Linked DNA regions of Homo sapiens: region 1 is linked to region 2. Evidence: chromatin contacts called from ENCODE Hi-C or POLR2A ChIA-PET data. All regions are on one chromosome and are shown on one strand. Each heading gives the region's core, a stretch centred on a gene start or an enhancer-like site at or near the end of the contact. The rest is flanking DNA. Distances are from core to core; before and after follow the strand shown.

Region 1 (4,416 bases), core at 1,240-3,739, 270 kb after region 2:
ACAAGATCTAGCAGCTGGGCTAACTACCATAATTTTGTTGTAAATTATAATACAAGCTATCTGCAAAACCAGTATGTGATGTGAGCATGTGAGCCTTCATTCTGAGTCTCCTGACACGTTTTCTCACCATCAATCTGAGGGCTAACACATCTGTTTCTGATATGTGGACTCCTGAGAAGAGAAAGCATTGAGAAGGGTCCTGACCATTTCTGTCCTCCCCTCCAAGGTCTCTGAAACTATGATGGAGCAAGTCATTTTGATTATGAAGTTGTTTATGGGTGCAACCAATCATAAAAGTTCCTTGAGACTTCTCATAAAATAAGCCCCAAGACTCTTCCAATTCCTTTCTCACAGTTCAGTGCAACCTAAAAGTTGCCACTAGATTTAAAAAACCCTTGTAACTATGACTTGTGATTACTAGAGAGTCAGACTGCCACAGTGATTTCACTCGCTGTAAATCCTCCCACATGGAAAGCTAACTAGTCTCTGATGCCAGCCTTGAGAGAGTTGGGGATTGGCGAAGCAGTGAGGCTATCCTCATGGTGATAAGGAAACCAACTTATCCCCATCCATCATTATCCTTCATCATGAGTGGCCAGATGTAGATGTCCATCCAGTATGAACTAGTAATTAGAAGACTTGTTCCCTCTCATGCTGACACACACTTATGATTACAGTTGATTCTCAGTGGGTTCTACGATCCATTCTGCATGGTCTAATTAACCAAGAATACAGTAAAAGCATGGAGAACAAGTCAATGGCAGGCGCCTAGAGCAGTAGCTCTCAAACTGCCGCATGTCGCAATCACCTAAGGAGCTTTTGAAAAACACTGAGTCTAGAACATGCCCCCATACCAAATAAATCTGAATATTTGGGGCGGGACCCAGGGATCAGTACATTATTATTACAATTATGAAAAAAAGGAAGACAATTAAGTAAAACGACTATCTCATTACCTCTTTGGGTGGTAGGACCACGCATTACTTTTTTCCACTTTCTAATTTTCTTTGCAATTTGGGCTTTTTGTGATAAATGTGTATGGCTTTTATTATACGTAAGTCATCAATCAACTTTTGCTTTAACAAACACATTGTATTTAATTTTTTGAGGGTGTAAGCAAAATAGTAACCATATCAACCAGTTTTCTCAGTACTTTTATGCCTCTGTGGATGAGCCCAAGAAGCTCATGGAAGAAGTGGAAAAGCTGATCCATACCTTCAAAGATTTAGTAATGACGACATCAATGAGAAATCAAATGAGGATCTGGTTTCCATAGGGCCACCAATGAATAATATCTCAAGAGTAAATGAATATTGCGGGTGGCTAGTAAATGGCAGTTGCAATGATATCACCTGCAAATCCTTCAGGTTTATACCTGATATGAAATTATGATTATGTGACAAGAGCAAATCTTTCTTTTTTTTAATTTTATTATTATTATACTTTAAGTTTTAGGGTACATGTGCACAACGTGCAGGTTTGTTACATATGTATACATGTGCCATGTTGGTGTGCTGCACCCATTAACTCGTCATTTAGCATTAGGTATATCTCCTAATGCTATCTGTCCCTCCTCCCCCTACCCCACAACAGTCCCCGGTGTGTGATGTTCCCCTTCCTGGGTCCATGTGTTCTCATTGTTCAATTCCCACCTATGAGTGAGAACAAGAGCAAATCTTTCTTATGCAATTGGCTGTTCCTTGAAGATTTTGACTGAGGAATCAAGATACAATATATATTGCACTTCAAAGTGAGTTGCTAAAACAAAATACAAATTTTCAAAATAAGTATCTGAACACCAATGACAGAACTCATCCCTCACACACATTAAAAATACAAAGAGGATGAAGTACATGGAGGTTGAAGGTGAAACTGGGAGGAGGATTTTGGAGATAGATGTTGGAGTGCTAGATACCTCAACAAGGGTGAGGAATAGAAGATGTTTCCCACTTAACGGTTTTAAGGAGCCCACATAGAGAATTCAAGATGTGCTACATTCAGTTTAAGGCAGCAGTGTCCAATCTTTTGGCTTCCCTGGACCAAAAGAAAGAATTGAAAGACAATTGAAAGAATTGTCTTGGGCCATACATAAAAATATACTAACAGCAGCTGATTAGCTTTAAAAAAAATTTGCAAGCAAATGTCATAATGTTTTAAAAAGTTTATGAATTTGTGTTGAGCTGCATTCAAAGCTATCCTGGGCTGCATGCAGCCCATGGGCCACAGGTTGGACAAGCTTGATTTAGGGGACTATACTTGTGTCTGATTCCCACTAAGAAATGTAAACACAGTGAGATAGAAGTATTTAGAAGCTGATCTAGGAGAGGTGGCTGTGGCCAAAGAAAGTGTATTTCCTGAGGAAGAGGTTTGTACCACTCTTGAGAGGCAGGCAGTCTGGGAGCATCAAGAATCTTTCTGAGGGCTATCTGAAGACTAAGAGAACATCAGAAGAAGGAAGCTAGCTGTGGGTCACTGGATGGTGAGAAGTCGCAAGAGGAGCTGCCAGTGACCAGCTAGAAGAGACATCATTTCCCACATCAAAGAAACGGAAAGAGAAGCATCCCCCAACAATGGCAGCTTTCATGATAACCCACAAAAAATGCACATAAGAGAAAAAAACAGCTTCACGCTCCAGCAAGCAGAAGCCATCCACTGACAACATCAATCAAATAAGAACTTTCTCGCCCTTTTCACTTCCTTTCCCACCTTGCAGTTCCAGCCTGAGGAAGCCAAGACAGACTTTTACAGGTGGCCTAATCATAGCCTTGATGGGCAGATGGAGGGAAAGTGCTATGGGTAGGATGGAGAAGTCGACCTTGTCCTGAAACAGTACCACAGTGGGAAAGGCAGGATGATTGACCTTTGAACGAAGATTAAAATTTTGATCATCGCGTGGGACTATAGGAGTTTTCAATCAGGAGAGAGGAAGAACGAAACAGTTAAAGGGGCACTGGGAAATAAGAAATTGTTTTACAGTTATATCACATGAGTTGTCTTTATTCCACATAGTGGCTACACAAAAGAGGGCTTTTCAAATGCCCGTATCCTTTGACTCAGTCATTTCACTGCAGAGAAAGTGTCCTGCTGTAGCTTTGTAGTCGAAAGCAGCTTTTTTGCTTGTTTGTTTATTTGTTTTCAGGATAGATGTTCATCTTTGCTCTTGGAATGTTACTCTGAGGTTTTCTTGGTTAGGCAAATCTAAAGAAGGAATGAAGACTCCATTGTCTGGTAATTAAGATATACTAAGACTTCCATCTCCAAAGGAAAATGGAGCAATACTCTCCCCATGCCAGCCTACCTTTATGAATTAAAGAGGTCCATGAGGCTAGGTTGAGAGCCAGTAGGAGGCTAGCCAATAGAGTCATTGAAATAAATTAACCATGGTACTTCTGGAGAAGTGGTTATCCCTATAAACCCAAAGCGCTAAAGCCTGGGACTCCGGCCTATTCCAGCCCATGAGAGTATAATACAGTGGGGTTGCCTTCTCTTGCAAGAGTGCCGAGGTTACGGAAGGGCTCTGGTCCAGCCCAACAGGGAGCTCCAGCAGCTTCAGAGACACCTTCCCTGTGTAGCAGTTTTTACCTTCATGAGGCCCAGACTTTCAGGTGGGAGAAATTTAATGGAGGGCCTTGGGACTTCTACCTTAGTGACTCAACCAAGTCCCAGTGCCATCTTACCCGGCACTTATTTCAGCTCCAAGGGACAGTAATACCACAGCCTTACTGTGGTTCCATCCCCCGACCTGGGGCCAGGGTGCCTTAGATGCTTTACAGGTGGCAGGATGAGCACCTTAAAGGGACTTCAGAGGGGTATCATGGGTGCCTTATCTCTGAACACAACCTATGCCTTCTAATGCACTTTCTCAGCACTACAGCTGCTCCATGAGTGTGGGACTTCACTGCAACTTCTACACCTCCCACCCAAAGCTAGTGTGTAGTGGGCAATGGCCCTGCCACAGGGTCAGCACACCAAGGCCCTCAGAGTCCCACGCTGGGACTCCTTCTTCTCAAGGCATCTGCAAGACTAGTTCTCACAGAGATAAGGTGACAACCTCTGCTTAATAACCATCTTTAAGTGTATGAGCCTGCTATTTTATTTTAACTTCAGTATTACTTCCCTGCCTTACACAGGTGTAAAATTTCAATCCCCTGGCTACCCTTTTATGGCTTGATGGGCATTTAAGATGACCTCTCTGTGGTTCAGTTTGGCCCAGAATTGTTTACTTGCATCTTTGATGAAGAGGAATTTTGTTTACAGCCTCTAGGCTTCATTCAGGCAGACCCTATTTCCAAACAATCCTTTTACAGAGGTAACTGGGAGGCACTAAAGAAAAAGCATGTCACTTAAGTAGGGAACTCATACTGTTGCAGGGGATTATGGATTATTTCTTGTGGAAAGTAAAAAAAAAAAAAAAAA
Region 2 (4,623 bases), core at 543-3,042:
GAACCAAGGAAAGGGCTCCCCTCAGGGGTTTTGGTTCCTGAGTCAAATTTGAGCCTCAAGATCATTTTAAAGCCAAGCTACAAACCACAAAAGAAACTTAAGAGATATTAACTACAGTATATACTGACACATGTTCGACGTGTCTTGAGAAAAGGAAAAATATGTTGTAACAGATTTGCAAATGTAACATGACACGGGCAAGAACACTGGGAATGTTAGTCCCTTTTCTGCGATTAAAATGTTTGACTTTCAGTAGTCACAGGAATAATATGGGTCACAATTCTCCCATATTTACAAGAGTCAGACTGGATAAACTCAAAAGTGTCTTCTCTTTCTATAATGATATAAATCTCTAGTATGCACATTCATGTGAGACCACTCTTAATTAAAGCTTGATTTCCTCTACTACACAAATTGGAAAAAAAAATAAAGTACCTTTATCCTGGAAGTAACTAACTTTTTTTTTTTTTTTTTTTTTGAGACGACGTCTTGCTCTGTTGCCCAGGCTGGAGTGCAGTGGCGTGATCTTGGCTCACTGCAACCTCTGCCTCCTGGGTTCAAGCAATTCTCCTGCCTCAGCCTCCCAAGAGTAGCTGGGATTTACAGGTACACAACACCACGCCTGGCTAATTGTTGTATTTTTAGTAGAGATGTGGTTTTGCCATGATGGCCAGGCTGGTCTCCAACTCCCTACCTCAGGTGATCCACCCACCTCAGCCTCCCAAGGTGCTGGGATTACAGGCGTGAGACACAGTGCCTAGCCAGTGACTTCTTATTTTAAAATTGTCCCATGTGGTGTTAGGCAACTACCAGAATACTGCTTTAGAAGAACATTCAATAGTGAGAAAATATGTTCCTCATATATTAGAAGAGAAAACAGGCAGGCAGTATGAACGAATGATACCTGTTCAAAATCTACTGATTCATTCAGAATACATACATAATATTAACAATAGGATATCTGGCTAATGGCAATACTAGTACTTTTTTTCTTAATCTTTTCAGTATTTCAAAAATCTGGTACATTTGAAAATAAATTACTTTCATAATCAAAAACTATAATAAAAGCATTTTAGAATTATTCCAGTGGGGCTCACAAATCTTCCGCCATACCAGATCACCTGGCTCCATCAAACAACCAATAGAGGCTGTTTTATGAAGCTGTGTATACAAGATGCAGGTTGTCACTTAAACCATTCATTTAAAACACTCAATCATCCTTGCACCATCAAGCCGCCTCACCCCATATATCCTCTTTAGACCAGAAACCAAACCATTCCTATTCCCTCCTCCACCAAACTTACCATTCAGCAACCTCTGAGGCCCCTCTGGTCAGGCCCAGTAGAAAATATGTTTGGGAGTAGGTGGAAGTTCATGGGACCCCTCACATAACTCTGTGAACCACCATTTCTTCCACTGAGGCATTGCTCCAACCTCTGCCACTCATTGTAACGCAAGAGAAATCTGGTCTGCCACTTTGACACTAACTTAGCTTGCCCAGTGTGAAATTAACTGTGTAAAGTACAGTAAAATATTCAGTGAACACAAGATGACACACTGCCTCTTTAAAGCAGCTGTGATTCCATAATTACCTGTTTGTGATTGGAGTGACAAGAAGATCTGAATAATTCAGGTATTCAGAGTCTAAATACTTTACGAAACAGCTAGTTCTGGAAGGATATAAATCCAAAGAGAGCAAAGGAAACAAGGGAGAGCCACTCTGCTCATGTGGGCTGTCCCATCCAAGAACACCAGGGGTCTCAACCCACCGCAGAGAATTCAGCAAGGCGGCTGGGGAAGCACAAAGGTCTGTCAGCTTTCCAGTTCCTTCTGAGTCTGTCTTCACAGTGCAACTTCCTTATTTGTTTGAAGTATTGTAAATTCCGAGAATATCAGGCACACCCATACTCAAATGTAAGTAGAAAAACACATCGCAAAGCCAAATACAAATTGGTTCTTGGGCTATTAACTGGGGATCATCCATCAGATAAGGCTGATTTTCTTCTTTTAAGTGTTTAATGTGGCACCTTCACAAAAGAGGTAAATCTATTTGCCAGCTTTGAAAATGTAGCACTTGAAACAGATATGAAGTAGCTATAAAGTTGCTTTACTCAAAAAGTAAGAAAATAAGTAGTTTAAAAAAAAAGAGAGAGAGAGATTTCTTAAATTCCACACTGCTTTGTTACCACTAAACTAAATGTACTGCCTCAGGTTGTGTCTGTCTGGGTTATGATTACATGCAAAACCTAGGTCAAAACGGCCCTCCATTATTTTATGCATGTGGCTTTTCAATAAAGTGTTTATTAGGAAAACAGAAAAAGCCTTCTTATTTTGGAAAATGCCTTAAAATGCTTAATTACCTAGGTTAGAGGTAAGCTACATACTCACGGATGAAAAATATATCCTCTTAGGGAAAAAAACCCGGTTGCCCTAATTATACATGGATGATCTAATTAAACTGTCATTCACAATTCATTAAAGCTATTAATAAATCATAAATGGGCAAAAGGGATAATATAGTTAAATTTATAGGAGCATTAAGACCTATTAAAGGCAGCCAAGTACTAGTGGTGAAGTTCCCTAAGAACATGAACTTTACACCTCATCCAAGGGACCCTTAGAGGCCGCATCTAAAGGCTCTAGACTGCCTCCTCGTTTATAAATGAGGAAACTGAGGTCTACTGAAGTTATGCGAATCACCCAAGTTTACATCCTCTAACTTTCCCACTACTTATAAGGTTGCCACACTTCCTGAATTGCAGGCATTTCTTCAGTCCTAAACAGAAAATGCTAGCATGCCTTGCTACTTTAAGTGGAGGACGAGAGCTTGATAATCATTCCTGGAATAGTTCACAGAACAAAATATTAGATGGGAAGTTAACTGACGCAGAGGAGAGAGGACCAAATGGTGAAGTGGTAACATCACTATCTACAGAACAACCACCATGCTGCTAGTGGATACTGCAAGAAGAGAGAAGCAACAGGAACTAAAGAAAAACAGAAACATTTTGTGAAGTCTGATGTGTCCAGAAAAAGGGTTCCTAGGAATTTCTTGGTGAGTAAAATATCCTTATTAGTAATCTACCTGTTGACAAAAGAAATTTTTGCTTAAACTAAGAGAATCACACTGCCAACCAAAACAGCAGAGTAACCACTATGTCAATAAAGGATTGAGAATAAGCAGAACATTTTCCAGCTCTATAAATACTATGTTTTCTTCCTCTTAAGATTCCACATTTCCAAAAACCCCAAAAACACCCAGGCAAAGGAAACTCCATCAAAAGCACATTACGTCTTAGCACTAGTCAGTCAGTGCCTGCACCCCACAAACCAACGTGCAAAACCTGGGCGTATGACCCAGCAGTCGTGCTCCACCACTGACTGCTGGAAAAACCAGTCTCTTCAAATAGGCAATGCAGAATAAGACAAAAATAAAATAAAATAAAATGAAACCTTCTCTGTATTGTTGTTAACTGCAGTCTTTATTTTACACAATAACAGTGTATTTCTGATGCCTTAAAGCAGTTGCTATACGGATCAACAGTAACACATGGGTTAAAGCCCAGGGTATCAGATTCAGGTACTACCACTAGCTAGGTAGCTTTGAGCAAGTTGAGGGACCTGTCACTTTCTTCATCTGCAAAATGAGGATAATGATGCCTAGCTCACAGGGTTTGTTTGCAAAAAATACAGGTAGAGCCCTTAGCAATACAGGTAGAGCCTGACTGCCACAAAATAAATTCTGTAACTTAATATTATGGCAAATAAAGCCATTCACAATAAAGCCTCATTTGCCCTCTCCGGGCTACGCCCAACTTCTCCCGAGTAACAAGCTATGTTCTTTCAGACCTTCAGGCTTTTTACTTCCCTTTCCCCAAATATCCTTCTCTGCTGGGCAAAACCTCCCCCATTCTTGTCCTTTAAGTTGGCCAACTCCCCAGAGGCCAGCTGGCTGCTCCTTCTATGTCTATTATGTGATTACATTTGGATTATAATTACTTATGTAACAAGAAAGACATTTATTTACTGGAATGAGGGGGAAGGGTGAGGACCAGTCTATCCAGGCTATTTCCACAAGGAGGCAAGCAGTGAGCCCTGGGCTGGACTGTACTTCCCAGGGGCACAGGCTGTGGGGAGGGCCCCAACTTAAAACGAAGAGAGGACAAGTTTTCAAAACACCACAAGCATGACTCTGCCCTATGCCAGTGCCATCCCATGTTATCTCTAAATTTACTAAACTTCACAAAAGCCATGTGTGACTGGTTGTGTATGCATGTGTGGGTACAAGAAACAGAAGTGTGTGACACGAGGCTATCTGGGAAGGAATCTGAAATGTCTAAAGCACTCAACTGGTGTTCAATCTGTTTCACCAAAATGTTACAAGGGCAGCTATTACCCATACATGCCCCTTTATTTCCCCCACAACAATGAAATTCCCATGGCTGGAGAGACAGTAAGTAGGCAGAATGGTTTAGAACAGTGCTTCTGAAGCTTGACTGTGCATTCGAATGTCCTGGGAACATTATTAAAACACACATTCTGATTCTGCAGTTCTGGGGTGGAGCATGAGATTCTGCATGTCTAACCAGGGGCCAGATGATGCCAAGACTTCAGCGCCATGGA

What was found. Hi-C counts contacts between places; a loop is a spot of excess contacts on that map. ChIA-PET counts read pairs that join two places held with the same protein, here RNA polymerase II (POLR2A). Pooled maps may share reads with other maps.
Region 1: a pooled map shows a loop between it and region 2 (2.5-fold over the local background). The contact joins two enhancer-like sites. A Hi-C loop is called at or near these places in 3 of 50 pooled maps. POLR2A ChIA-PET finds 5 or more read pairs at or near these places in 4 of 52 experiments (OCI-LY7, T-cell, activated naive CD4-positive, alpha-beta T cell and 1 more).

Annotation. Positions count from the first base shown.
Region 1 is chr9:78,208,527-78,212,942 of GRCh38, forward strand. No RefSeq gene overlaps it. Among named protein-coding and RNA genes, the nearest start is that of CEP78, 25 kb to the right of the region's middle. RefSeq lists an enhancer at 2,471-2,790. Within about 2 kb of position 2,490, at least 4 of the 41 ENCODE cell types and tissues checked have a DNase peak (open chromatin) inside an H3K27ac peak, as active enhancers do.
Region 2 is chr9:77,943,204-77,947,826 of GRCh38, forward strand. All of the region lies in intron 1 of GNAQ (G protein subunit alpha q), which reads right to left. Among named protein-coding and RNA genes, the nearest start is that of GNAQ, 86 kb to the right of the region's middle. Within about 2 kb of position 1,793, at least 13 of the 41 ENCODE cell types and tissues checked have a DNase peak (open chromatin) inside an H3K27ac peak, as active enhancers do.